6 separate regions of the Mus musculus genome follow, and all the other regions are linked to region 1. The links are chromatin loops, found by intact Hi-C in ENCODE. Cell type or tissue: left cerebral cortex. All regions are shown on one strand.

Evidence for each region. Peaks named below come from ENCODE experiments on the same cell type or tissue, not always from the same donor. Only the 100,000 strongest peaks of a DNase experiment are listed, where the experiment ranks them.
Region 2: a loop joins it to region 1, with 2.7 times the contacts of the local background. A loop is called at or near these places in 2 of 42 quality-filtered maps.
Region 3: it touches region 1 in a loop (6-fold over the local background); 7 of 42 quality-filtered maps call a loop at or near these places.
Region 4: it touches region 1 in a loop (4-fold over the local background); 6 of 42 quality-filtered maps call a loop at or near these places.
Region 5: it touches region 1 in a loop (2.6-fold over the local background); 8 of 42 quality-filtered maps call a loop at or near these places.
Region 6: a loop joins it to region 1, with 3 times the contacts of the local background. A loop is called at or near these places in 6 of 42 quality-filtered maps.

The regions. Positions count from the first base shown.
Region 1 is chr19:14,592,237-14,597,236 of GRCm38, forward strand. It overlaps Tle4 (transducin-like enhancer of split 4), which reads right to left. Exons shown (of 20, transcript NM_011600.3): 2 at 4,521-4,618; 3 at 3,354-3,417; 4 at 2,148-2,192. Among named protein-coding and RNA genes, the nearest start is that of Tle4, 3.4 kb to the right of the region's middle. In left cerebral cortex, no CTCF peak of the experiment used is centred here; DNase peaks (open chromatin) are centred at 1,628, 2,579, 3,359, 4,163 and 1 more place; H3K4me3 peaks cover 3,194 bases; H3K27ac peaks cover 1,390 bases.
Region 2 is chr19:14,868,405-14,873,404 of GRCm38, forward strand. No RefSeq gene overlaps it. Among named protein-coding and RNA genes, the nearest start is that of Tle4, 270 kb to the left of the region's middle. In left cerebral cortex, no CTCF peak of the experiment used is centred here; a DNase peak (open chromatin) is centred at 2,958.
Region 3 is chr19:13,978,384-13,983,383 of GRCm38, forward strand. No RefSeq gene overlaps it. Among named protein-coding and RNA genes, the nearest start is that of Olfr1505, 62 kb to the left of the region's middle. In left cerebral cortex, CTCF peaks have their summits at 3,010 (motif pointing right) and 4,614; a DNase peak (open chromatin) is centred at 3,020.
Region 4 is chr19:14,504,148-14,509,147 of GRCm38, forward strand. All of the region lies in intron 8 of Tle4 (transducin-like enhancer of split 4), which reads right to left. Among named protein-coding and RNA genes, the nearest start is that of Gm31441, 59 kb to the right of the region's middle. In left cerebral cortex, no CTCF peak of the experiment used is centred here; a DNase peak (open chromatin) is centred at 3,120; H3K27ac peaks cover 593 bases.
Region 5 is chr19:14,447,648-14,452,647 of GRCm38, forward strand. Tle4 (transducin-like enhancer of split 4) reads right to left here. Exons shown (of 20, transcript NM_011600.3): 17 at 4,773-4,920; 18 at 4,417-4,567; 19 at 3,996-4,072; 20 at 425-2,194. The coding sequence ends at 2,087. Among named protein-coding and RNA genes, the nearest start is that of Gm8630, 14 kb to the left of the region's middle. In left cerebral cortex, a CTCF peak has its summit at 2,319; a DNase peak (open chromatin) is centred at 2,287.
Region 6 is chr19:15,615,084-15,620,083 of GRCm38, forward strand. Gm31594 (a long non-coding RNA gene) reads left to right here. Exons shown (of 5, transcript XR_386569.3): 3 at 3,044-3,133; 4 at 3,317-3,463. Among named protein-coding and RNA genes, the nearest start is that of Gm31594, 18 kb to the left of the region's middle. In left cerebral cortex, a CTCF peak has its summit at 2,631 (motif pointing left); DNase peaks (open chromatin) are centred at 2,626 and 2,967; H3K4me3 peaks cover 188 bases; H3K27ac peaks cover 335 bases.

The DNA.
Region 1 (5,000 bases):
TCTTGAACCCTTTGAGACACAAATCTAATAAGTGAATAAGCCTAAACCGATCTTGAGAAATAGGCACAATTATGCCTCGGGGCAACTTCCTTGCATTATTGCTCCTTTCCATTACAAGGGTATCCAGCGAGTGCATCTGCAAGAGCAGCTAAGAGAAAGTCAGGCTGTCTGCCTAGGAAAACAAATAAAGACAGATCTGCCTCTGCGCTTAAGGCGGGGAAAGAAAGAAAATATAATAAGTAGGTGGTTTGCAGGGCTGTCTGTATTTCATAATGTGATAAACTGCCCTGGGGATTCTTGATATGACTGAATTCAAAAGCAAGAGGAGGGGGCAGGCAAAGTGTACTCTACTCAGTTTTAAATGGATGGTATCTGAGGCCAGTTGAACAAGAAGATGACAAAATTCATAGTCATATAAAATGTGTAAACTTAAAGGCTCTCACATCTACCCAACACCAAAATGAATACATAAAGATATGTGACCCTTCCAGGTGTAGATGGCCCAAGAAAAGCCAGAGGCCAAGTGAGACTAAGTGGTCAGGGGAGGAAAGGATACAAAGGGGAAAAGGAGGGGCATTCACCCCGTCCATCCTTTAGAGAAACTAGTTCTGGGAAGGTACATAAACACAAACAAACAAACAAAAGTATTTACAAGATCCAGACTGTAATCAGGTAACAATATTCCTGGGAGGTAGAGCTAAAGGGAGTCCACTCCTAAGCTGAATACATTTTGCTTAAGCAGTATATGTATGACTAACCTAAACAGAAATGGCAAAGATACTAAAATATAAATGTAAGTATGTGCCATTCAAACTCCAACATGTATGTATTATCATATACCGTATATAATATGCTAACATCAGCACAACCAAATAGCATACAGAGTAAAACAGAACTTGAGATAAAGTCACCAATGTAAATACTGTTGTAATTTTCCCAACTTTATTTTTTCAAATACTATCTGGTTGCTTTTATTGTTCAAGAGATGTCTTTTAATGAACTACTAATGTGGGTGCATTCTGACCATGTAGAAAATAACTAAGTTAAAAGAATCCTTACAGCCTGATGACCTAGTCATCTCACACTTCTTAATCTTAGAAGGTACATACATTACCCTGACCACAAATAAATAAGACATGGAAAACAGAAAATTGTCCATCGCTTCTTTCTCAGCAGGCAAATATACATGTTATCTGTTCTGAAATGGGTGATGAGACCCGAAGTCCTTCATGAGGAGATGACTTCAAAGAAATGCTTCCTAAAGGAATTATTGCTAAATAGCATTTTACATGTGTGTGTGTGTGTGTGTGTGTGTGTGTGTGTGTACATATACATTCATACATGCATACATACATACATACATATGGCTATCTTTTCCATTTAGGGAACTTAAACCAAATCATTTTTTTTGGTCTCTAGCCAAAACAAAAAACAAAAAACAAAAAAAAAAAAAAAAAAACACAAAAACAAAAACAAAACCCTGTAGCAGCTATAGTAGTCACATATACCTATACCAATGCGCTCTCCCCCAACCCCAAAGTAATTGCTAGATCTCAAGACCCAGGGCTTAACATTAATCACATCCTCCTATCAGGTTCATTTACTCTGCACAAATTTTGGAAGTCGAAGCCAGAGTTCCTGGTAAGATCTACTAAGTAGGCTCCAGGGACTAGTGCACAGATTTTTACATCAATTTCTTTTATAGCTCTGCAGATTTCATCTGATCCTCCCAGCTCACTCCTCTGTTCTTTCACAGGAAAGGTTTCACACAATTTACAATTTTATTCATTAATACTTTCCAAGGAAAGTTCTTTCATAAGAGAATTTTGATGCCTGAAATATATAAGGTAACTCTTTACAAAAAGACAATACACATTCTACATTCTGCATGCTGTTTTTGAAAGTGCAGAAAAGTTTAATACGCATTCTGAGTTAATAATTTTAAATTTCCAAAAGTTAGGATAATATGGAACAAGAGGAACCACACACAAAAGACTTGCCTTCTTACTCACCCCCAAGTCTTTTAAGATATAGGTAGACATCTCAAATGTACAAAAGAAAAAAAAAAAATCACAAAATATACAATTTTCTTTTCAAAGTACATGAGTATGACTGTCACATAAAATGATTATAAAGAAATAACTTACCTGCTTGTGCATTTCTATGTTCAACCCATAGGACATTTCATAATACTGTCAAAGAAGGAGAAGCAATTAAACCTGTATCCTTCAAATCATCTCGCCAGTAAACTCAAATTGCCCGAATGCATGGAAAACAAGGCAACTAGCACAAAGACCTCACCTTAACCAAAATACCCCAGTCAATAAATAAAAAGGATGCCCAACTGCTGCTCTCTTTAAAACACTAGAGGCCATGTTAAGACACACCCAAGAGAAAAACTCTCAAAACTAATAAAAATGTTAAAACGCAGCATTCTTAACTTGTACAACTGTCTTTCTACATCATAAGCAAATGAACTGAAAAAGTCATGAAAATTTGGTTCCACGTGACTCCTAATTCCTAAGCACAGCAGAAGCATCTCATACAAATGCTGAGGTTTTGAAAGAACTGTTGGAAAAAGGTGATGTTTCCTCAGAGTTCGGTTTCTTGCTTAGAGTGGACTACTCACTCTTACATGCAAAGCAGAGGAACTGGGTAGGAAATTAATGCACCAGCCTGCAAGCTCTTTCAACCCCAAACATACTTCTGAATCATAAAAATGCTTCATTATACTTCTGTAAACATAGATTTGATTTGTCTGAATGGGCGTGTAACTACAGTACAGAAAATCTGGCAGCTCAAATCAGCGCTCCTAAGAACCAAAATAACACTATAGAAATTGAAGGCATGCACAGAAAAATATAAACAGATTAACATGAGGAGTGGGAAATTTTCTGAGAAGGGGTCTGGTGTCATTTCCTATCCGAATCATTAATTAAAAGGCATACAGTGCATGCAATGTTAAGAGTGTATAGGAAAGCTGTCTGGTTACAACTGGAGCAAAAGCAATAAAACAACAAAGAAAACCACTAACAAAAACATTTTGCTTCTGACTAAACAAAAAAAATAAATGAGTTCTTTTTTCCACTTTTGTAAAAATCTGTAAAAACAAAGCACAGAAAATTATACCCCACGCAACTGAACTTTTTGAAAATTTAAATCAAAGCTGGTTGTCGAAGCCAAGCTGTAACCACCTAGAATTACAGGTTGCTAATGGACACATACCCACAGCCTCAACAACACTGGCAGGGCCACTGTGATGGATCCTGCAGCCTCCAGCGATTTAAAACGTATTCTTGCTTTCAGTCTCCCAAGCTAATGAGCACTTTGAATCTGTGACACAGTTTTCTTACCATGACATAATGCCGCTGCATCTCTGTCTTCTCGCTGGCGAGCTTCTCACATTCCAGCTTCAGACTATTCAAGACATAAAATCAACTAAGTACAGTGTAGAACTTAACGCGTATCCTTCCAACTCCAAATCCACGTCGTTTCCTCTAAATCATCACCTCCTATTGTCAAATCAATGGTATCAAACAGCACTTTACTAGTGAAAGGGAGGAGAGAGGAAGGAGTGACAAGAACCAGCCAGGACTTGCCTCTTTGATAAGGTTAAACTGTGGGGGTTGGGAAAGAGGGGTTTATGTCTTAAAGAAATAAACCCTCTACCCAATTGAATTCTGAGACTTCACCCAGAATTGACTATTCTTCACTAAATTCACTTACTAAAACAAGGAAATAAACATCGCTAATAATTATATATATATATATATATAAGCAAAGTTAGGTCCATGAAAATGCCACAGGGAAGGTTCTATCATTAATATTCTATGAGGTTAATGAAAATCAGAATCAACACGGTCTCCTGACAAATTGTTTTTCCCCCTCCAAAAAATACAGACAAGTTGAATAGCATGTGGGGGTGGGAGGTGTTGATCTGGTCCAGCAGCTTGTTTGGGCTCTTGCAATAAGAATTCTGCATCATTAAGGACCCGGTGAAACAAACATGTTTCAAAAGCACTCCAAGTCTAAGAGCGTTGAACACAAAAGCATTGGGGGGGGGGGGTGTCCTGTTTTTATTATTATTATTTGTTTTTTTTTTAATAAAAGTAATGAAATGGCTCACTGCTTAACTCCCTGGCTCTTAAATTATGCCATGATGGTAGAAGGAAGAAATGCAGCCCAGAGTAATAAAGAAGCAAGAAGTCAAAGGGCCCCAGAATCTTCCCAACCTTCCAGCCTCCTGACCCAATAAATCAATATCGAAAGTTTGGCCTCAGCGTTTTCCAAGTCTCCCCAGTTTCGATTGTTCTGCTTCCTTTTCTGTTTACCGGAGAAGAAAATGCTTAATTTCTTTACACCTGCCTAAAGGAAAAAGAGGCCCTGACTTGCCTTTTCTGCCCACAGGGGGGAAATGGTAATACCTTTGTGGGGGGGTGGGGGAGGAGGGGGGTAGTGTTGGAAGGGGGTAAGACAAGAGCTAAGCAAACAGAAGGATCAGCTAAAGTCAATATCGTTACCTGTGGTATTGAGCCTGTAAAAACTGAAACTCTTCCTTAATCCGATCACAGGATTCTGAAATTGTAAATTTGAAGGGTTGAGCAGGCTGATGCGGTGCCTAAAGAACAACAATAAAATATTTAATTAGCCCACATCGCAGGTGGGGGGTGGACAGCCCGCGGTCCGAGACGTGGGGGGGTTGGTCGCGCCGCTCCCGCCTCTCGCTCGCCTGCTGGGGTCCCGGTGCCTCCGGGCGGCCTCCCTCGGCTCAGCTTCTCAGCCTGGCTTCCGCCTCCCCCCGTCACCCCCCAAACCCCCGAGCCCCCGGCCCGGCTCTCCCATCCCTCCCTACCCGGAATCGAAAGTGGCCCGTCGGAGGCAGCCGCGCCATGGCGTCGAGCGGCCGTCAGCTAGCAGAGCGAGTCCGGCCTGTGGCCGCCGGCGCCCTCCACCCCGCAGACTCGCGCCGCCCGGCTCGCCCCCCTCGGGAGAGCCGCGCG
Region 2 (5,000 bases), 280 kb after region 1:
TATTTCTACTGACAATTTGCCATAGCTATGACCTAGCTACTAATATTTTATTCTTTTGCTTTGTTTCATGTTGTACCATACTCCACCATCATTTTCAAAAGCCACATCCTAAATATACCACTTACACAAAAATCTCCTTCTCAACCTGTGCCCAGAGCATGGAGAATAAATAGGTCAAAATTAAGAGATGTCCCTAATTACCCATGGTTTAGCTTTATAGATCTCATTATCCCACTAGTTAAAGCCATCTGTGATGGTTAACATTGTCAACTTAAAAGGCACTAAAATCACCTAGGAGACAAGCCTCTAGACAAGCATGGGATGGATTATGTAGATTAGGACGACCAAGTGAGGTGGGACGCTCATGTTAAATGTGGATAACACCCTTCCATCCTCTGGGTCCAGGACTGTATAGAAGAGAGAGAGATGGATGAACACTGACATTTACCCCCTCTCACCCCATTTCTGTACTGTGAAGACAATGTGACCAGTTGCCTCAGGCTCCTGCCAACATGGCTTCATCATTCGGCAAAATACCCTTGAACTGTGAACCCAAACATACACTTCTTTTACCAAGTCAGGGACATTGACACAAGTCCCAAGGAAAGCAGCTAATACACTGTGTCTTTTATATACCTTCCTAGGAAAGAGATTTTTCTCAAATACAAGTATGTGTCTGACAGTCTCAGATTTCACTATCATCCTGGGGCCAGGAGAAACACCAGTGCCTTGGATTTAGCAGGATGTCAATGGCCCTTCATAGTCCTCGAAGCTCTGCACCCTGCCCAGTCAACATTTGCCTCACCTGATCTGGCCTACAGCTTTACTGAACCACCTGTTTTACTCTTTTGCGTCTGTGCTTTGACATAGAATGTTGCCGTTCTTTGGGTCCCTTCACTCGTCTTTTAGGTCTCCAGTTAGATATTGCTCCATCAATAAGAGCAGATCTGTAGCTCCTGTATCTGTTGGATGTCCCACAATATCTCATGGCACCTTCTACACACTCCTCAGGGCTTTATGACTCTTCATAAGCATAACTCATTTACTTGGCTTTTATTGGGGGGGGGGTCTGGAGAGATGGCTCAGGAGTCACTTAATTGGTCCTGTAGAGGAACATAGTTTGTTTTTTAGCACCCATAGGGCAGTTCATAACTATCTGTAACTCCAATTCCTGAGGATCTTGCTCTCTGTCTGGCTTCCTTGGACACACACATAGACACACCTGTAGGTCAAACACCCATGCGCATAATTTTTTTAAATAAATGTTTGTTAGAAAAAAAATCCTGTTAGGGTTTGAATCCCAATTTCCCCCCTATAGTCTCATAGTTTAAGCAATCATTTCCCACTTGTGGAGCTATAGAGAGAGACTGAATAACCTTTAGGAGAGGTGAGCCTGTCTGGCAGAATGAGGTTGAGAGGGCAGGCCTTTGAAGGTTGTAGGTTGGTCCCTGGTTCTTGCTTTTCTCTTTGCTTCTTGATCTGTTTGTAATGCGGAAAGCCTTTACCACACACTGTTGCTACCATGAACTAGACTTTTGCCAAACTTTCCCTTCCATGATGGACCAAAATCGCTCTGACATTATGAGACAAAACAAATCTGCTTTGATGATTTCAACTTTAATTTATAGCATCCGTGTGAGCTGGTGTGTGCTGCCTGCATTTTTGTCTTCTGCCCATGAGATGGTTTGTGCTGAAGGGAGATCAGTGACTCCTGTGACTTCCCTCCTACCTTCTCATCCCTGAAGTTCAATCTTTTATTCTTGCCCATTGAGACACTTTGCCAATCCTGTAGTTTTTCAAGTCTCTTTGATATTCAGATAATCTAATTTCTGGGTTTTTCAAATCCAACTAAATCTTAACCAAACTTCAACCTCTTATTCAAAAACCTCTCTCCTTTCTCAACTCCAGTCTCTACTCAGGCTCTGGAAAGAGCTGTGAGGAAAAGTATTGCTCTGTTGGTGCTTCTTTCTCTGGGGCTAAATCAACAAGAAGCAATAGGGGGCAGACCTCAGTGGCATTTGGCAGGGTGCTGGTTTATGCTTCTTAGCAATTGAATACCACTTAAGGCACATGTCCAAATTCCATGTGAAAGGGTTTAAAGTGTTCTTCATGTCTTTGTCCCTGACACTACTTCACCTCTGACTTTGATTCTCCTATCTCTCTGCCAAATCTCCCCTTATATTTCTGTTCCAAATTCTAACTCTGTGTGTGTGTGTGTGTGTGTCTGTCTGTCTGTCTGTCTGTCTTTCTCTCTGTCTCTCTGTGTCTTTTCCTCTCTCTCTGTCTCTTTCACATTTGTGGGACCCTAGGCAGAAGTATAAACAAAACTCCAAACTGCATAGTCAGCCCGTTTGACCATCCAAGTCAAGTTAAAAATGGTTTGATAAAACATGTTGTGTTCGCCATCCTTAAAACTAATGCCTTCATAAGAGCAGAGGATTTGAGAGTCTAAGGTCTAAGGCAGGAATCCTTCATGCCTTGGTCTAAGGAGCTCTACTGTCCTTGAGCATGGTCAACTCATACCCACATGCCTTTTCAGCCTTCAGTTTGCTCAGAGAGAAACTCACACTATTTCATACTCAAGCCTGGAAGGGTTGGCTGCTCCTAAGTGTCTGGTAGCTGTGTGGCTGGGGTTGTCGATAAGAAACCTGCCTCCCTTCAATCTGGTAGCTTACTTGCACCTTCAAGGAGAGCCTTTGCTACTCATGAAAATAGCTTGTCTTCACTACTGTGTCTGCAGTACTTTGAATATGCTTGGGACATGATAGGGACAGTCTAAATTTGTTGAATAACTGGAGCAGTAGAAAACATCCTGTTCTTCCCCTCCTGAGGAATTTCCTTAGACAACAGTATTCTGATGCCCATGCCTGCCCACCACACTGATTATTCTCCTCAATTCGTCCCTAGGCTCTCATTTGTGGTGATGAGCTATGAGTCATCAAGTCATTTAAAGCCACCTCTTAGCTCTGCATGGATGAGCAGTGGGAGGTACCAACTGCTTTCTTGGGCTTTAACTGGAATCTTAAGGCAACAGGAAATGCTTCATTTAACAAGTTCTGTGTGATTTGCCTGGTTCATGTCACTTTAGCTGCAGAGGGTAGATTTGAACCCAGCATTAACTGCTTTCAACGAGACAAACGTTCTCACTAGACCAGGCTGCACTGGAAACCATGGTAACAAGTCAGGCAGGGAGCCTGCCTATGGGAGCCTGCATCAGTGCAGTGCAAGTCTCTCTGCAGCCCAGGGCAGCGTGATTGCTGACTGCTCAGATCAAATCACTGGCTTAGTGACACACAACTGTTTCAGTATCTCATTTGGCGGCTGCTTTATGTTCACTGTCAGATGCTGGACTCAGGGGATTGGGGGAAGCGCCCCCAGCTTGTTTGAAAGTTCAGTCAGTGGTTGCACAGATGACTTGAGACCGTTTCTGTGATCAGCTGTTCTGTGATTTGCACAATTAGAACAGCTTTCTTGCCGGAAGCCTTTGAAGAACAATTACAAAAACAAATAGCAGTCACAGTAGCAGAAGTCATAGCAGCAGAAAGAAAAGAAAAAAAAAAGGAAAGAAGACAGACAGAAGTACCAAACAAGACAGATGCCCCTCCTCCACCCTGCCAGGACCATGCACATCCTTTTGTGGAAATGTTTTCATGCCAGGCCTCAAAGGGTCAACCTTATTAAGAAAAATAGCAGTTAGCTTCCTATGCAATTACCACAATACATTGTAAACCATTATTCTGTAATTTTTCAGAAATGAATAACTAGAAGAATTCTCTCTCTGGAAATCTATTAACATTTGGACAACAAAGCCAGCAGTGATGTGAAAGGCATGGCTGATTGGAATGGCATGGGGGCAGTCCCTTGCTCATCTGCCTTGCCTGGATGCTGGTCCCACAAACAGCAGCCTTTTCCCTGTCCTCTGATCCTGATGGTATCTTCTTTTCCTTTTTTTCTCCATGTTTTATTATCTAACTGTGCTTGAATGAGAACATTCTAGATCCTGGTAATCAACTCCCTAACACTACCGGGGTACATTATAATTTACCACATTAGAAAACAGCCTACCTCACTTTGTAGACAGGAGACTACAAGGGATTAAGAGGTCAAGACACAAAACAAACTGGAAAGCCATGTCAGAACGCTCTTCAGACCATCTTCTTTCATATAATTCCAACATGCGTCCTCTAGCTTCTCAGGTTACAGTGTGTCTCACCCAGAGTTTATTTGTAGTAAATAAACACAGAGAGCACATGTAGACGATAGAAAAATCAAAACATGGAAAGAAACGAGCAGAGTGGTGTCACCTAAAATCTCAGGGAGTACAAACATCTATTAGCATTTTCATGTCTGTTCCTAACTCTCCCTTTAAATAATTTTAAAGATGGCAACATATTAGAAAGACTGTTCAGAATTTTTTTTTTACAGTTTCTTATAATTTATATAAAGTATTCTAATGATTTTTATTCTTATTCCTCTCTCATTCTTCTGCCTCCTACTCTGAATAGAGCTACTATCATCAAGCCCCACTCCCACCCAAACTCTTTGTATCTCTCTCTTTCTCTGTCTGTCTGTCTTTCTCTCTGTGTGTGTGTTTGTGTTCCTCAAACAACAAGAAATACAAGTTAAACCTTGAAGAAAGACTGCTTTTAATTAATTAATTAATTTTTACATTTTCTTATTTACTTGTGGGGATGGGCTTGTGCGAAGGTCAGGACAGCTTGCAGGAGCTGTTTTTTTTTTTTTTTTTTTTTCCCCACCAAGTGAGTTCTGGGCATTGAACACAGGCTGTGAGGATTTGACAACAGCTACTTTCACTCACTGGGCCATTTGCAGGCCCGAATGATTGTTTTTAACTTGATTTTTACATTTTCTTTGTGTTCATACATATAGAAACTTCTCTGAGACACACTTGATTTATGAAGTTTAAAGAATGAATAAAGTTAAGTGTCGGAGAGCATAGTCGTGTTGTGGCTAATTGCAACAGGAAACATTGGGAGAAT
Region 3 (5,000 bases), 610 kb before region 1:
CCAGTTTTCTGAAAAACTGTCAGATTGATTTACAGAGTGGTTATACAAGTTTGCAATCCCATCAGCAATGAAGGCATGTTCCCCTTTCTCCACATCTTCACCAGCATATGCTGTGCCTTAAGATTTTAATCTTAGCCATTCTGAGATTGAATCTTACACATTCTGGTGTAAGGTGGAATCTCTGGGTTGGCTTGATTTGCATTTCCATGATGACTAAACATGATGAACATTTCCTTAAGTGCTTTTTGACCATTTGATATTCCTCTATTGAGAATTCTGTTTACCCCGTATTTTAATTGTGTTACTTTTTTTGGAGTCATACTTCTTGAGTTCTTTACATATATTCACATAAAAATATTTTCTTTTTTAAATCTAACTCCTTTCATTTGGAGACTTCATTTTACTCATTTCAAACTTAATATTTCTTTCTGTGACTGTCTACACTCAGCTTCTTTCCTTGCTTCAGTGTCTATGCACATACCTACTTCTCCTCTCTCCGTCCATCGGAGACTTTACTTTATTACTTTTTAACCTAAAATTTCTTTTCATCACTGTATACTCTCAGTATCTTTCCCCCTTTTTAGTGTCTAAGTGTACTTACAAGACATTTCGATTTTTTCTCTTTTATTGCTTCTAAACTTATGTATTTATCTCTGTATCTATGTATCTCTAAACTCTTTTCTTTGGGAATTTTCCATTCTGTTTTATATTACCAGTTCAGAGGTCTTCAGTGATGTCTTTTCTCAGGACTTCCAGGCCTTGGCTTCTACTGTCTACAGCTAGCATCATGTCCCAGCCAACCTGCCCCAACTCTGGGCAGGTGTTGAGTCTGAGAGGTGGTAGGTACTCCTCAAGGTGGTGCGGTCTCAGCCACATGTTGCATGCCTGGATGCATCACTGTTTAAGACTGTGTTCATTTTCTTAATGTAAAACTAAACTCTGTGCCTAATATTATTCCTAAACCTAACTCTAGCACTGACCCTAACCATACCTCAAACCTTAATCTACTTCATATAACAACACTGTTAAGTTTACATCGAGTTCTTAATATAGACTAAGCCTACAAGTAACCATAACTGCAATCTGCCCCTTACCTGTACTCTAACCCTCTCAGTAATCATAACAATAACCAAAACCTACCCCTAACCCTAGCCATAGCCTTAACCATAACACTAATATCCACACCTGATCCAAACACTGTCTCTGTCCCTAGTCTAAATCTAAAACTATGCCTTAAAAAAACATAATTCAATCTCAGTCATATCACTGTCTCTAACCTTTTCCACAATACTTAACTAAGAACTAACTGAAAACTAAGCCATACCCTTGATTACGCCCTTATTTTAGCCACAGATCAAACACTAGATCAAAATATAGACTTATCCCTAAAAGAAATTGAAATCTACTCCAACCAGAACCCTAAACTAGATCAAAAACAAAACTTAAATGAGTTCTAATACTAACTGTAGCACTTACAATAACTTTATGCTTCTACTGCTAATCTGGCCAGCCATCAATTCTAACCCTAAATATAAACCTACCTTTAACACTAACCTCATGATTAACACTACCCCTAACGACAAATCTAGCCTGAATTTCTACCTTAAAATTACCTCTAACTCTAAACTTAGAAATAACTTAAATCCTAGCCCTAGCCCTAACCCTAACCCTAAACTCAAACATCATACTTAGAAAAAAAAAGTAAAACTTTCCCTGACACTAATCCAGGTATAATCCTAACAATAACCCTAACCCTAGCACCAGCCCTGCAGTGATCTGAAGAAGAGACTACTACTAACTTTGTCCCCAAAATGAACACTAATCCAAATCCAAAAATTAACTTGAACCCTAATCTTGTCTACCTCAGACCCTCTAACCCTAACCCTAAACCTAACCTAAACATGACTCTTCTAAGATCCAAGCCAAACCCTAACCTAAAACCTACATATTTCCCATACTCTAAAACTAAACCGAACAATTTGCTACCACTAACTGTAACCATTACCATAATGATAAACCAAACTGCATCTGTAAACTAAATCATAAACTTCACATACTATTGACCCTAAATTCTAAATTTAATCCTCAGAGAAACTTATTTGTACGTTTAAATCTAAACCTATTTTAACCCTAGCCTACAATTAACCATAAATGCCATCATAGCCGTAACACTAATCCTGGCAAAGCCATAACCATAACCTAACTAGCCCTGACCTTATCCATAAACTTAACCCTTATAACACGCAAGTTCTACACTTAACCCAGACATTGTCTTTATCCCTCGTCTTAACCCTAAATGAAGTCCTAATTCTAGCCCTTGTCCTCATCCTACCGTAAATCAAGTCCTACTGCCAGCCCTAAACCTAAAATTAACACTAATGCTAAACTGAGATATAACTTCGATACTAACCCAAAACCTACGTGTCATCCCAAAACTAACCCTGGCTTAGACAATAGCCCTAAATGTATTAGCAGTTCTAAACCACATTTTAAACATACAGACAGCATAAACAGTAAAACCAAGTAAACAACTAACCATAACAAACAGGAAAACAAACAAAAACAAATTTTCTTCAGAGAGAGAAAAAGAGAGACAGAGACAGACAGAGAGAAAGGCTGTGGAGTTGAGTGGAGGAAAGTTAGAAAGATATATAGAAGAGAGGAAATCAAGGTCATAATATATTTTACATAATTTTTATAACAGCAAGATTGATGCAATATTTATTTTTGTAGCATACATTTGTTTTGTTTGTTTGTTTACACTCCAGATTTATTCACACACCTCCACCCCCAATCCCAGTCCACCCTCGGACTGTTCCACATCCATACCTCCTCCCCACCCCCTGTCTCCACGAGAATGTCCCAACCCCCCACTACCCACAATTTTTCTTTGAAAAATGTATTTTAAAAAGTCAAGTGATTAATTTTTTTTAAAGTCAAGAGGTCCATTTTAAACACATTTGTAGATTAAAATTAAAAAACAGAAACGCAAATGCTAATATTAGTTCTAGCACTAGGTGGCGGTGTTGCTCTATCTTTATTGCAAACTCTAAAGGAAGGCTGTACTCTAAACACTGCTTCTGACACTGGTCCTAACCATAAACCTAAACTTAGCCTTAGCCATACAGACTAACCATAATCCTAACAAATTAAACAAACAGACAAAAGAAGTAAACAAAAACAAAAACCACCCCTAAACTTAACCATAAGCTTGCCTCTAACTCTAAAACTAAACTATAAAATAACACCAATTACAGACCCTAACCCTAACTCTATCCCTGTTCCTATTACTAACACTAACATTAAACTTAGAAATATATGTAAAACTGTTCCTAACCCTAACACTAGCAAGGCCTAACTATATTCTAACATTAGGTCTAATTGTAACATTAAAAAAAAAACAAAAAAACTAAAACTCTATCCTTTGCCAGACACTAATAATAAGCTAACCCTAACCCTAACTTCAACCTTAACACTAACAGTGAGACTAACACAAGCCCTACCTTCTCTATCTATAACCATACAATTGCCATAATCAGTCCATAGCAAAAACAAACAAACAAACAAACCTAACACTAGTCTAAAGCCTATATTTAGCCCAAATAGTAAAACTACCTCTAAAATTAATGGTATACTAAATGTTAACACCAACTATACCACTGTGATGGTTTGTATATGCTTGCCACTATTAGGAAGTGTGTGGCCTTATTGGAGTAGGTATGGTCTTGTTGGAGTAGATATTTCACTGTGGATGTCGGCTTTAAGACCATTGTTCTAGCTGCCACTCTTCTCCTAGCTGCCTTTGGAACAAGATGTAGAACTCTCAGCTCCTCCAGCCCCAGGTCTGCCTGGATGTTGCCACGCTGCCACCTTGATAACGGACTGAATCTCTAAACATGTAAGCCAGCCTCAATTAAATGTTGTCCTTTATAAGAATTTCCTAGGTCATGGTGTCTGTTCACAGCATTAAAACCCTAAGACAACCACTTACCCACATGATACGCCCAGCACCATCCTTAAACTTAGTCCTAAAACCAGCACTAACCTCTACCATACATAACAAAATTTTGCCATCAAACACTTCAAATGTAATTTGGATTGAAACCTAAGCCTAAACCTAGCTCTAAACGTAATCTAAGTCTACAACTAACCATGGCTCCACTCCAAGCAGTAACACTAATGCTAATCTTGGCATCTTAATTATAAAACCAATGTTAACTACAATCATAACCAAAAAAGCCATATTCACATCTATGTCTATATCCAGAATCCATATCCATAACCTTAAGCATGACAAGAAACAAGTCTCTAAACCTAACCCAAACACTGGCTCTTACTCTAGCCTTAACCCTAAAACTAACCCTTAACTTTGTCTTAGTTCTAACTCTAAACTTCACCCTATCTATGACCCTAGTCCCAACCTGAGCCCTAATCCTAATCCTAAATCTAATCATACATCCAGTGTGACTACCTACCAAATCCTAGCTCAAATGCCCTAAACACATCATGAGCACTCAGTATAATTGTTACTATATCCCCAGTCTGAAACCTAAAACGAAGTCTAAAAATAACCGTAAACATTGTTCTACCACTAAATGGAGCTGTTACACAAAATTTGCAGCAAATCCTAACCTGTCCCCATCAACTATCCTGTTCCTAGCTCGGCCACCAGTCCTAACCCTAAACACAAACCTGGCTCTAACCCTAACCCCAAGATTAACACTAGTCCTGATGACAAACCTAACTCTGACATGTACCATGAACCTAGCTCTAGCTCTAACATAAAATCAGGGGGGAAATAAATACCAATATTGCTCCCAGCCTTAACTCTAGCAATAATCCTACTTCTAACTCTAATATTATCCTTATAAATACACCTGAAACCATTCATAGCCTTCACATTGACCTTGGAGTGATATAAATCAAACCCTACAACTAATTCTCACATTCATCGTAGAAATAAACCTAAAATATCTCTAGACCTAACACTAACAATAATA
Region 4 (5,000 bases), 88 kb before region 1:
CTTCCTTCTAATGGTATCTTGTGGTTCCTGTAACTGTTCTACTCTTCAGGCTGGCTTCAAGTCAATAACCCAAGCTGCTCACTTTAGAAAGAAAGAGGAGGCCGTCTGAACTACAGGTGGAGAAGTGGGGAAGCGTCAATGGTTACTCCCCACAGCCAAACCTGAGTGAGAATCACCTGAAAGTGACACTGATCAAAGTCTCCATATTCCTCTTGTTTTGCTGATTCTACAAAAAGTTTATTTATGTAAAGAGTATCTCTAACCTTTACTAAATAAGCCAATGAAACAGTACAGTCTGTCTGCTAGATGACAAATCATAAATAAATAAATAAATAAATAAAATAAGAAAATCAAGTTTAACTATTAATGTCATCAGGTTTCAAAGGTCAGGAACTGTTAAAGCAACTTTTGACCAGTTGCCTCACAAAAATAAGGACCTTATCTCATGTATGCTTTTTTTTGATACAAAAGAAGATATTTCACCTGAAAGAATTAACTAATTCACTCTCAAATATCCTTCAATAGTGCTAAACAAGTCAAATCGACTGTGACGATTCTTGTCTTCATGTATTTACTAAATGTTTTACTCTCAAAAAGAAAAGAAAAAAAGAAAGCCTACCTCCATCATGATAGAATTTCCTGCCACAGCATTCTTTTATTTTTCCCCAAAAGGAGCCATAGGAAAGGCTATGGAGAAGGAAAGAGGCAGAGGTGGCAAACAAGGAAGGGCAAAGGAATTGACAGCGACCAGGGGGAGCAGAACAATTTACATTTCTAAGAGCAGGAAGAACTGTGCAGTCTGAAGAGCAAGAGAAGGTGTGTGCAGTGTGTAAAAGAGGAAGAACTGTGCAAAAGAAGTCAATCCTGATGGCTGGTGGGGAACCTAATCTTGCTTACAGTTTTTTCTCCAGAGGGCAAAAACATCACTAGCGTATTCTGAAATTTTTGAAAATAAGGTCACACTAGGTAATTACCAAATTTTATTATTAAAACAAAACCCAGCCGAACCATCCAATTCAGAAAGCTGATTCAGACCACTAATAGTCCAATATTGGGGCAAGGGCTAAGCCAAGGACAAGTTAATTTCAGAGCTTTCAAGTCTCGATAACTCGTATAAACACAAGTGATTATTTCAATTTTCTCTGAAGATTATTTTTTCAGGGCAGCCCAATGAACTCAACGATGTCCAGATTTACTAGCCAAAAAAAATTATTCAATTCCACATGCCACCAGAAAGTAAGCTAATAACATCCCCCTGAGAGTGCTGTCAGGCTAAATCCCTCTACTCCTGCATATACTACCTGGATAAATCTCCCTTCACCACCCACTCAGGGGAAGGCCCTGGGGACAGCTCCAGATTACCCTTCACACTCAGTGTCACAGGCCCAAGCCCAAGTGGCCCAATCAGTGCCAAGAAAAGAACAAACCAAGAAAGATTAATTCGCAGATGTTCATGCATTTCACATACACTGTGCCCCATGGTCCGTTGCTAGGGCAACAGAAGACCACCAGTGTGAGCTTTATTGGCTTTATGAAGTGCATCTCAGGGACTATAGCCCAAGAAATGCTGCATAATAATCGTGTGGCTTCTCTGAAGCCTTGTTTTGTGTTTATACATTGTTAACCTTTTAAGTAGTATAAAGAGCACCCCTCCCTATAACCTCCGACACTGCCCACTCTTCCTGTGCCATAGATTTCTTTACTGAACCATGAAAATACATCTTACAGCTCCATTTCAGGAAAAACTCCTTTAAATTGATCATCCGATCTCATGGCCAAAATATAAATGAATAAAATCCTATACCAGTTTGGAGATCACCATATTAGTGCAGCCCACCACACCAGCACTGACCACCAAGGCAATACGCATATAGCTTTGACCACCCTCTGACTTGCCTTTTGCCTACCTGCCTGCTGGCTTCCTCCCTCCCTCCCTCTCTCACTCTCTCCCTCAGTTCTGTCCCCTAAACCCTAAAGCCTACCAGGCAAGTATTCTCTATCACTCAGCCCAGCCCAGCCCAGCCCAGCCCAGCCCAGCTCAGCTTAGCTTTTACTTTCTATTTTGGAATCATCTCACTAGTTACTCAGGCTGGCCTTGAATGGGGTGAACTTCTTAAGTCTCCTCAGTGACAAGAATTAGAGGCCTCCACTACCAGGCCCAGCATGGCCCTTACTTTCTATACAACCAGGGAGACCATGCTTTTAAATATCAGCAATCTGCTTCAGCCAGATGGAATAGCAGAACCATTAAGCCTAATCAGGCCCATCTCTTCAGTGTCATTAAGTGGAATGCCAGAAGTAGGTAGGTTGGGGAGCAGGGGGAGGGGGGGGTAGGGGGAGGTTGGTATAGGGGATTTTTGGAGCAGTAAATAGGAAAGGGGATAGCATTTGAAATGTAAATGAAGAAAATATCTAATAATAATAATAGTAATTTTAAAATACAAAAAAAAAAAAAAAAAAAAAAAGAGGGAGCGTCCTGCAATGCCATGCATTCTGTGTCTCCCCTGGGTACTTCAAATGTGATGAGTGCAACTAAGAAACTGGGTTTTATATTTTTATCTTAACTAATTTAAGTTTAAAAAAATGATTCATGCAGCTACAGTACTGGACAATGCAGCTTCATAGTTCAAATATTGCTTAATTTGTGAAAATATATTCACAATATGTTTGTGCTGGTTTCAAACAGCCCTGAGCACTGAGTCCATCCAATTAGCCTGGCTATTTGTAAAGCAGGCTGCACTTCCTCCTCCAGGAACACCCCACCCCACCCCAACCCCCAGGTTGGGAGGTTAAAATCACAAATGTCACAACTCCCAGGGCAATAGAAGAGATCAAGTGTTAATCTGGAGGGAAGTAGTGGGTGAAGGGGAGAATATGGGCTGGCAGGGACAGGGAAGATCTGTAATGAAGAGGGGAAAAAAAGCCAGTGAATAGATCAATAGAAGCAACAGCTTACATTCAGATTCACAGGAGAAAAAAAAACACAAGGAGACAATCATTTCCTGGGAAAAGCTCAAGCCTAATGAGAATTTACTCTGCTCCTTTATGTGACAACCAGCTCTTTTGTGGCACAGGCTTCCTGACTGACAGGAACCCAAGGCCCCTTAATAGGATTTCCATATTATTTCCAACACCTGCCTAGAAGTTATTTGTTTACATTGAAGGAGGCAAGATTCTCAAATCAGACATCTGCCTCTAGTTCAGGCATATCTTAGGAAACCATCTAGAAAGCAGCTTTGTTACCATGGTGACATTTTTATTTTCCTCCTTTAGCTGGCTCAAAACATTAGCATTTCCAATTTTATTTTGTTTTTCAAAGGGGCAAATGTCACTCAAGAAACAGAAGTGTTTTTAAAAGCTAAACAGAATTTTCACAAATTTCAAGAATAATTAAGATTACCCTAAGGAGGACTAAATACAAAGTGGGGTTATTAGCCCACCAGAGGCACTTCTCTAAGGGCGATCCACATCCAAGCTTGTTTACTCGGCCCTCAAAGGGTCTGAACCATCGGGGTCTCAACAAAGTACCAAGTTAAAGAAGAAAATTGAAGAATCCTTCAGGATGTGATGCAGTTATATAATGAGTCCACTTCCATGTGAAAGGATTCTTCACACTTCCCCTATCCACATTCTGAACTCTCACTTCCCAGAACACTTACGGATTTTTATGTCCATCTCACTTCCTGCAGTTCAGTAAAGACTGAGACAGGAAACACATAAGCTTTTCAGGAACATCTGATGAGTGCACAGGGAATGGAATACTAAACAGTGTGAGGAAAGAAGAGGACATGTTGCTCTGGTCTCTAGTGACAAACCTAGGCACAAACACCAACATCAGAGTGGTACTGACCACCAATGAAAATTAACACCAAACAGGCATTGCTTAAGTCAGAAACACAAGACAGTGACTTACACGGATTGTCAGTACTACATCTTACTAAATGTGGAAATAGAGGCCACATCGGTTAGTTCTGATGACAAATGGTCCTTACTATTTGGAATACTAAGTGCTTGTAACACTTTGACTTGCATTATCTGACTAAGCAGTATCAATCCTGAGATGATTTTATTTCTATGAGCAGCAGCAAGCTTATTTACAGCAAAAACTTGTTGAGAAGTACCACTTAGCCCTCAGCAAACTCCTTATCACTTGTTCCTGAGCCTACCAATTCTCTTCTGCTTTCTCACAGACCATTGCATGGGAACGGTTAAGTATGACACAGACTATGCATGTCCAAAGTTAACAGTGCTGATGATCCTTGTTAGTGGTGTCCCCATATGCAGAGGGCTGTCTAAGCCAGAAGATATCTGAACTATTACACACTACACCACAGAGCAAACTATGAAGGATGAAAAGTAGTATTACAGAAGCGAGCGAGAGAGAGAGAGAGACACACTAAGTGTCCTTCTAGGTCATTTTTGTGTTTCCTCCACCCTGAATAGATGAGTATTTTTAACACAAAACATAGTAAGTAATACTTGGGAAATACTCTTTAGAAAAAATTATGTATACTTTGAGAAGTAAATGCTTTTGAAATTCAAGTGCCAAGCATAACACTTCAATCTTAGGCTCCTCCGAAATATTGTTTAAATGTTAAATATAAATTTATTATATATTTTCAAGAGAAAAATGCATTCTAATTAAAAAATTAGAGATAATAAGCATCAAGATGAAAATGTCTAGCAACTGTTGGTTTAAGGAGCAAAAGAATTAAACTACCTTTGCAAAATCAGCTAGGGAAGGCAGATCTGACAATCAGCCTACCCTGTTAATTAATATTTGTTCTGCTTCAGCAATCGGTGGAGGCAAGTGCAGCAAAACAAGCGTGACTCCCCCGTCACATCATTAATCCACTCATGCTCACCACCTGAGGACCAGCTGTGCCCTACAGACATTCATTCATCTGTTCCACAAACAAACAATTACAACACATTTTCTGGAATTAGGGCACCTGTTACATTTCACACAGCTTACATGCCTGGAGGCAGGGATCAATTAA
Region 5 (5,000 bases), 140 kb before region 1:
AAATTCTGAATGCTGTGTTAGCTCCAGAGCATTCACAACAGTGTGGGAAACATTACCAAAATCTGTGAGGTCCAGTACAATAGCTGTTAGCTCCTGTGGAGCTATTGAGCACTTGAAATTTAGTCTGTATTACTGGCAAAAAAAGGTTTCTAATATTAATTAGTTCCAAGAGTTAAGTTTAAGTAGCTTTAAGTGGCTAGTTTACCAGAATGACAGTAAAAATCTAAATGGTTCAAGTTTGAGAGTTTTGGACTGCTTCTAGATGAAAGACTGTCAACAAAATGAGAGGCTCAGTAAATACTTGGCAACCACCTGCCTTCCATAACTTCTTTCATGCTTTCTGGGTTATCTCAAAAGAAAAATTAAAAAAAAAAAAAAAAAAAAAGAAACAGTTCAAAACCCATAGTACTTAACAATCTGACTTGAATATAACTAGTGATTTTAATATAGGGAGTGGCATAGACAAAGCAATTAGCAAAAATAATTAGAAAATAATCATTCTAGAAGTTATTTATGTTTAATGCTTAAAAGTCTGAATGCACAAACAATCTACCATCATAGAAGTACTGGTGGCCAACACAATGCGTTAGAACTATGTACAATGCACAGTTTAGTATCAAAATCTTTCTACACTGTAGAGTTTTATGAAACTGTTAATGACATCAAACACTAAGCACTTAAGACACCATTTTTTTTGCTACCACACAAAGAACGTCAATGACAGTCCATTTCAGCTTGCAGCATCCATCCATTTCTAGTATGAAATTAAGTGATTTTTCTACTTATACAATAAAGTTTATCTACACAGTTCTTGATTTTGATCCATAGCAGCAAAGGCACTGTACATCAGCAGATCCACAGACTTAAAAGATCTTTTTAAAGCATTCAAACAAAAAATAATAATAAAAAAGGAGTCACATGTTATAGTTTTAACAGCAACAACAACAACAACATAAAAGATAACACAATGTTTCTGGCACAATGGCACAGCCTGTGTCCATTTCAGGGACATCCAACTAAGACATGGAAAGAACCAGAGGTAAATAAAGCAAGCCACCATCCCGGGAGAGGCTCTTCTTTGTGGCTTTCAGAGGGTGGGCTCTGCAAACCCTCCTCTGCTGGCCTTTGTGTGGGAAAGACTTGCTTTGCACAGCGGTAGGCAAGCAGTCCTCCTGTACCTACAGCTCCTAAAGAGCATGACACAAAACAGCCTGCCATGTCTCACAGCATCACAACTGCCCAGAGACACACAGCTTCCTCTGCCAGGAAATTTGGCAAAAATATTTAGAAGAAATTAAGTTCTCTCTTTGAGGCCCAATTTAATTTTTGATCTGTCTATAATACAATAAAAAAAGGAATTAAAAAATATTACAAAGATACTTGTCAACAAGTAAAAAATAAAAAAGAAAAACATCTAATTATTTTTGTTGAATGTAATCTAAAGTTATAGACATATTGGTTAAAGTTGCCCAAATAGACTCAAAGGAATAGTACTTGGCCTGTTATATTCTACTTGTTCAAACAGCCAAATTTCCAAATGTTTTTAATATAAGTAGAAAATAAAACAAAACAACCTCATAACAACACAGCAACATATTGCTTCCGTGTGTAATTATACATTTCACATCTCTATACAGTCAATAGTCTACATTTAGTGACATTTAAATCAGTTATTTTAAACCTTCCTTTCCCCTCCCTCACCAAAAGGGAGGGGTGGAGCATCAAATACAATGCACCTTCATTATCAATGCAGGAGCGGACAGCTTTATTTAGTCAGTCATTGTTAGAAAGCCTTCTTTAAACAAAATAAATATATTACAGATATAATACATAATTAAAGATTCCATTCACTGTTAGGTATTCCATGTTCTTCCAAGACGATAGCTGAAGATTTGGTATCACAGGTTCTTAATGAGTATTCACAATTCAATAGCAAGGAGGAAGTGGGGCTATGGGAAGGGATTAAACTCCACAACTGCAATGAGTATTGGAAATCCTTGGTTTTAGAATGGGAGAGGGGTGAACAGAAAAGTACAACAGCGCAAAGTGCTATGAGGAGGAGTCCAGTTTGCACGAAGATTTGTCCTTAATAAATAACTTCATAAACCGTAGCTTTCTTGTCCCCAGAGCCAGTGACAATGTACTTGTCATCCACAGAGATGTCACAGCTAAGCACCGATGAGGATTCTTTGGACTAGGGAAGAAACATATCAAGAATGTCACATAGAGGAACTGAGCAGCAGGACTGGTGGGTGTGGCTGAGCAGATGTACAACCAAAGTGCTCCCCAGAGCACCAAGTACATCTGCAGATAGAGGGCAGCACCAACATTCCTAGACATGGCAGGAGGACATCATCCTTAGCTTAGGCTAAGGATTCCTGTCCTGAGGCATCAAAGAGAGGTAACTCAATGGTCAGCGGGCTCTGCAATGAGGCAAATCCTAGTTCTTTAAACTCTATTCCTGGGGCTGGAGAGAGAACTCACTGGATAAGAGCACTGAATGCTCTTCTAGAGAACATGGGTTCAAACCCAAGAGCCCACATGGCAGTTTATAACTGTTTGTTTGTTTGTTTTTAAACTCCAGTTTGGGGGAGGGGTTTCCTTCTGCTTTCCTCAAGTACCAGGTATACAACCTGGTCAACAGACAAGCATACAGACAATAAAATAAAAGAACAAACAAACAAACAACCCCCCTTTCTTCACTAGAGAGTACAGAGCAAGTAGGACATTCAAGATCCAAGACCTCAGCTGCCACAGACAGGGAGCCTGGCTCTCGGCGGTACCACAGAGCGGCAAGCACTGCACAGGCCTAACAACTAAAGGCAGACATGAGCCACAATGTCCACTGCTACTAGCACAGAACACGAGAACAGGAAAGAGGAGTTCAATAGTTGGAAACAGAAACACACTCCACTGAAGAGAGGTGAAGGGTGATGAAGGGATGAGGGAAGACCACACACAGACAAGGCTTAAAATAGGACCCTCAAGAATACTGGGAGCATCAGAAGTCACACGTGTAAGACAAGTACCTAATATACTGCATGTCAAACTTTTTTTATTGCAATTGCTAATAATTAAAATACCTAAGACAGTATATACATCGATATAATACTTGTATTTAATAAAAATAAAGTCTAATCTTTTTCTTTCAGTTTGTATACCTAAAAGGTCAAGTATTAAAATTTAAGCTTCAGCCAGGCATGGTAATGCATGCCTTTAATATCAGCATTCAAAGGCAGTGGCAAGTGGATCTCTGTGAGTTACAGGCCATCCAGGGCTACATAGTGAAACCTTGTGTCATATAAAACAAGAAAGGGGAGAAGGCAGGTATGAGTGTCATGACAGTAACATCAGCTACTCTGTCATGCCATGCCACCAACCTTGTATTGTGCTCTGTTTTGGATTCAGACAATTAATCCACTCTATTATGACTTGTCATTAATGGACCTGAAAGTTTTTGTGTGTGTGTGTCTGTGTTTGTGCTATGCTTAAATCTGGTAGGTTTTTTTTCCCCCAAATAATTTCCAAAACTACACAAAATTCTATTGTGCTACTAAGACGTTTATAAAATGAATGCAGTTTGAAATTTTCCGGAACACGCTTAGAAAAAAGAAGTGGTAACAGAAAGTGAGTCAAAGAATTTGAAAAGAGCCAATACTACTCATGAACACAAAATGTTCAAGATTGAAAACAGAAAATGTATACATAAACACGAAAATGCCACAGAAGACCTAAAACCCCTAATTAGAGGATTGAGTCATGGGTAATTCAGGCTTTGATATTGAGATCAGAAATCTCAGCAGATGGCCCTCCCTTGTGCAACTAATCCCCCTCCCAGACAGGGTCTTGTTCTGCCTGGCAGAAATGGTGTCAGGTGCCCCAACGTAATTTCAAAGCACTTAAGCAGGGGCACTACTCATAGGATGCACGAAGAGGCCATGGCTACAGCTCTGCAGGCTCACAGGACACGCGCTGCTCAGCAAGCAAGGCATTACCTGGAATATGCTGGCCCCATAAGGCGTCCTCCAAGCATTCAGAAGGTTGTCCTTTCCAGTGCTTACAAACCATTTGCCTACAGGAAGAAGGCTTTGTGTTACTTTGTCATGTGATTCATAGACTGCTGAATTGATATAGAAATTCATTCCATTTATAACAAATAAGAGTATCTTTTCACTTCAAAAGTAAAGCCCACCGACCTTCTGAATTTTATGAGTCACTGATTGTTGTGGTAAGGAATAAAGTGGACTAAGACTAAGAATTTACATAGCTTGTTAGGAAAGCATGCATGGTTAAGTAAACTATATAGTTGTCAAGAGAGACACATTGCCAAAATAGAAGACTCGGTTTGGAATGAGTCAAAAGAAGAACCAAGCAATCATTCAGTTTACAGAAACTGGAAAAGGGGGGTTTGCTTACCACAGTGGGCAAACTTGAGTGACAGCACACAGCTCTCATGAAGATGCAACTGGTATTTGTCTGGTTTGGTGACATGCAATACTTCCACATTGCTATTCTCCATCCCCACTGCAAGCCACTCTCCAGTTGGGCAATAGCCCAATGAAAAGATCTGGAAGAATAACAAATGATGGTAGCTACAGAGGACAAGGTCTTATCTTATTAACCAGGAGGTATACTCTTTAAATATAGAGGAAATCAACAAAACTCAAAATGTACAGAAAGAACCAAGTCTAAGCGATGATCTCTAAGAGATCCACATTCAAAGCCAGCACATTTTCTTTTAATAGGTCACATTACCCACACACAGGCCACACCTGAGAGGTGAAGTCATGTTGCTGCAGCTGCCGCCCTTCACGCAGGTCCCAGGACCTCACAGTGTTGTCCAAACCACCTGTCCAGAGCTTGGTGCCATCATTAGAAATGTCAATACAGCTGGCTCCATCTGTGTGCCCCTGGAATTGCCTGGAAACGTAAAATGAAGGGAAAGCCCTTGAAAAGCTAGTTCTTACTTGAATTCTACTGAGAACTCTTTTCTGATCAAG
Region 6 (5,000 bases), 1.0 Mb after region 1:
CTGATGGAGTTCAGCTGCCGGTACAGTCCATCAGCAACCAAGGGCTACGGCTGCCTGGCCTCCCATTGCAGCTGCTGAAGGAAATACAGGGAAAGAGGAGGGGCCAGGCCAGCGGCAACCCCAAACATGTAAGTCTTAACCCAGGAGGGAAGAAATGCCCCACCAGCTCAGAAGGCTCCAAGATGGCTTCTGGCCTCTGCCCCCTTCCCCATGCCTTTATAATCGGCTGCTCAAAGTGGTGAAAGGCCTAATTGCCCCGAGCAATGTGGTCAATCTTCCTGGAGATTTAGCTGCCCGCTTTCATCTGACAGCCTGGGAGGGAACTCAGCATTTCCCTTCAGGCAATCTATATGGTCGAGCAGTTCACTGCGGAAAGTGGCGCCTTATCGATTTCTGCCATAGCTTCCATGGCTGACTCGAGGATCAGAGCTCTGACAATGACTAACAAGTTTAAACCATTAGTCCCATTTGTAACTACTCAGCAAAAGGCTTGTCAGTCACCGCGTACCATATACTGCAGCTTTTAGCAGATTTCTAACCCCATTCATTCTGCCACAATGACCCCTGTAGTTAATGGGGGTTATCGGAAAACTATTTTTCCCCTTCAAAAGCTGTGCCTTTTTTCTTCTTCCTCCTCTTCTTCTTTTAGCAACATAAAAGCCATTTCAGTTGTGATGTTTCAAAACAGTGATGCAGGCCAGGATTGATTCCTCTCTTAGGAGGAAACCTGCATCCTGGTGCCCTGGACACCATGTGTGCTCCTGAAGACTGCCAATCAGACGGCGGGAAACAGGAAACGGTGCCTCAGCAACAGAGTCCCTGCCCAGAGTCTCACAGTGACATGTCTCAACACCTCTCCTAAACTATTAGAGACCCCTGTCACAGTAAGCACTTTCTCTTTTCCTGTTAGAACCATGCCATACAATAGCATAGGATAAAGCCCTGTCCGTCAAAGTGGTCCCAGCAGGTCAGTATTCCTCAAGTGAGAAAAGCATAGCGTCTAGGCCCACCTTGGACCCACTGAACTAGATGCTGGCCAAATCCTTGGGTAGTTCCTGGAACTATGAGAATCACAGGTTTAAAACATTAATGCTTTCTAATATTATTTATACTAAACATAGAAACATTTAAAATTTCCACTATACAGGCTAACATTTTAAAGAAAAGGATGTTTTTTTCTGAATAATAGTTCCATGGTTATCTGAAAAGCTTTTGAAATGTTTTTCATCCTCAAATCCAGAGTACCTGGCATCTACTACGTATAAAAATGGAGAGCAGTTGAACAGGACATTTGCAAGGACGAATGAGGGGATGAGAATTCAGGAAAAAAGGGTGATATATTGGCCAAGGATGTATGGAGCAGGGACTAATATGAAAACAAGAATAAAGAATACATCCTTCCATTCACTTTTGAATTGCCTTAGCTAACCGCTCACACCACCAATCCGATCCAGCCTGAAGGAGTATTCACAGGCAAAACGGTACATTCTGCGGGGCTTCTCCTAGAACAAGCTCCACGCTGCCCCTTGTAGATACGTCCTCCTCCCCTCCCCATTTCTACTGCTGATTTTCTCTGTGTCCACCACCACCCAGGTTCTCCTGTTTGCCTCCACTGATCTCCAAGCTCCCCATCCTGAAACCCTCTGCTTAGCCCACTGAGACCAAAGGTCACTAAGCAGCTTACACTAAAAGGAGACTGTTTTTAATATGCAAAAGAGTATTCCTCGATGGTCCAGAAACCATGCCACCTAAGGGTCAAATCAGCTCTGTTGTTGCCAAATTAATTTGAGAAAAGGGAGAAGTTATTTTCCTGGAGGATTTAACACACCTGCTTCCTGTCTGATTTTGGCCCTACCACTTCCCAGTAAATATTTTGAATCACAGGCCACCCTGCCTTACAGTCAGCCATAGGGTTGATTAGACATCAGAGAGAAGGTAAGAAAAATCTTCCCTCCATTTGATGTCAAAAACTACAAGGTCTAAATTTAAATGTAGGGCAAATTTGATAGGAAAGCAAGAGACTGCAGCATCTCCAGTCTTTACCTCATGGACTTCGTTTTCTTGCCACAGACAGGGACTAGAGCGATAAATAACGTCACCCAGAGCCAGTGACTGCCTTTGCACACGGTGACTTCTGGAAGCTTTCTCTCTGGACTGCCATGTTGTGACTATTTAATTGCCGTGGAAACATAGACATCTGATGACTTGTTTGCACCTTAGAGCAATCTTTTGACATTTTGTATATTAGAGAAACAGTGTGTTGCATATGTTGCTAGTGAGGGTAGGCAGGAAATTACTTGGTTCTGGGGCAGATGGTACAGCTGACTGACTATATGTAAAAGACTGTGTGGCAGGCAGGGCCAGTGTGGACATGTAGACACAGCAACCCAGAAACTGAGGGTACAACAATTTTATGGTATCTGAATTCTCAGCCTTGGTTTGTGAAAACCTAAGGAAATTATTCATCAATTTTCCTCACACAGGCTGAAAAGAGTCAGGGTCTCCTCTCCTTCAACCCACCCACCATGAGTTTTAATATATAATTGCGAGCATGTAAAAATAAATGGAAATGTCACTCTGCTGGTAACAAAAGACCTAACTCACAACGGCTTGAGCGGCATCTTGTGGTCACAGATGAGTATTGCACTCTTAGCCTGCTTGGATTGCTGGCATACTATTGCAAAGTATGTTCCTGTCTCCTCACATCTGACTTTTGGTAATGTTAATGAGGGGCTGTGCACGGATATCAATTCAGACATCATTATACTACCTTAAAATATTTTGTGAGTGCATACGTTAACTTATAATTAATTATCATACATCAATGTAAATGTATCCATGTAGGCAAATTGGATCAGTATTCTCTCATAATGTTTTAATAGCAGAGTACAAAAGGAAACTTATAAGATAGGAAACTATACGAGCAATGTTTACATTCTAAGCCATCTCAGCACACTTTCGAAATTGATGCTTCCCCATGAGGGAAAATATGAAATATTCACTGTTTCTCCAAATGAAATCCATTTTCTCTGTGTTATACAAGCACATAAGGAAAGGAAGAAAGTCGTCTTTCCGAGCATCAGCTTCCTTCTGTATCCCACAGCCGTGTGGACTTTGATTAACACACAAAGTGGTAAGCTAAAGGGCCTTCATCAGTGGAGCCCTGTCATAGCAGCCTAGACCCTGGGGTTTTGGGGTTTTTTTTGGGGGGGGTGTTTTTTTCTTTTTGTTTTTTGTTGGTTTTTTTTTTTAGACTGTGAATTTGGCTTTCAGAAAATCAATTCACTATTTTAAAACTATGCAATTTTTTTCTTAGCAAATTTCCAATTATAGATATCATTTAGCCACCATGGCACCATGAGGGGAAAGAAAAAAAAAAAAAACATAGTGAAAATCGAATCAAAGGCAGTACATGAATCATCAACTCGGAACTCAGACCTCAAAGATGTCCTGGGCGACCTCAGTAAGTCCGGTGGATTCTCTGTCGGGTTAGAAATATTAACATGAATCTCACGGATCCTGGCATCACCTGGAAAAGCACGTGTTGCTTTTCAACAACACACTACGAGAACTTCCACAAGCACTTAATCTTCGGGGCTCTTTAGTTATTTTCCGAAATAAAGAGAGGGACTTCTATTTCTATTATTGCTTCATCGTTGTGTGTAAGGTTGAATGTGGAAAATGATACTGAAAACAAAAAAAGAAAACATTTATTTAAATAATTTTCTACATGTGTCAGACAAGGTTCAGACAATAGAAAGGAATCTGTCCAAGTGCTTCTTTGAACTGATTATGTATTTATATAGGGATGAGGTGCGAATGTGTCAGGAGGGGTGCGTGCGCATGCGCGCATGCGTGTTTTGACGGCGGGACAGTTTCTGGTAGCCATGTGAGTCCTGCAAATGGAACTGCATTTATCAGCTTAGGAGCAGGCACCCTTACTCTTACTGACTGGGCAATCCCACTGGCCCCCATTGCAGTGCTGACAGCATTTTCTTTTTTAATGGAGAGAATTGCTCACTGGAAGTAAGCAACTCATTGGCATGTGGAAGAGAGGGAGGGAAGGAGGGCGGGAAGGAGGGCGGGGGAGGGGGGATTGCTTTCAACATTTGCCAATTTCCATGTGGTCAATTGCTACAATTTACATCAGTCTGAAAACAGAAAGAGATGTCCACAATTATCTAGTACAGAGGTTCTCTAGTGTCATAACCCCTTTGGGGGGTGGGGTGAGTCAAACAACCTAAGGTCCTCAGAAAACACAGATATTTACATTACAGTTCACAACATAGCAAAATTACAGTCATGAAGTAGCAATGAAATAATTTTATGGCTGGGGGTCACCACACTATAAGGAACTGTATTGAAGGGTCTCAGCGTTAGGAAGTGGAGAGACACTGATCTAGTTGTTTCTGCAGTGTAAATAAAGACCAAATAGCCCCAAAAGTAAATACTTAGAAAATGAGCTTTAGATACATATTGTTTGCTTTTTAATGTGATTTCATTAACTATAAGGTTTACAAATTATTAATGTTGGTGGTAAGTGCTATCCACAACCACTTCACAATGTTTCTCAACATTTAAGAATGGATCTTTCACACCAACAGGAGCTAGGTCCAGCAAGCTGTTTAGTAGACAAGAAAACCTGGGCAAAGCAGGCCAGACGTAATCCAGACACTGAGACGCAGAGGAAAGTAGTAGGCAAGAGACAGGAATGCAGCAGGGGACACAGTTACGCAGGAACAACACAGTATAAATTGTCATATGCAAGTCAATGAAAGGACACACACAGCCATCTCCAAGAAGGAAGTAAACACCCCATCACTGCCTTCTCCCAACACCCTGGTTCAAAGGAACACAACTGGGTTCACAAACTACTTCCCAGAAACAACACCTCTCCATTCATCTCAATCCTACTTCCAGTTGAGAGGACTGGATTTCTGTATTTTGGGTTTGGCCTGTTTGCTTCTTGTCTTTGGAAGAACCAGGTCCCTGGAGCATCA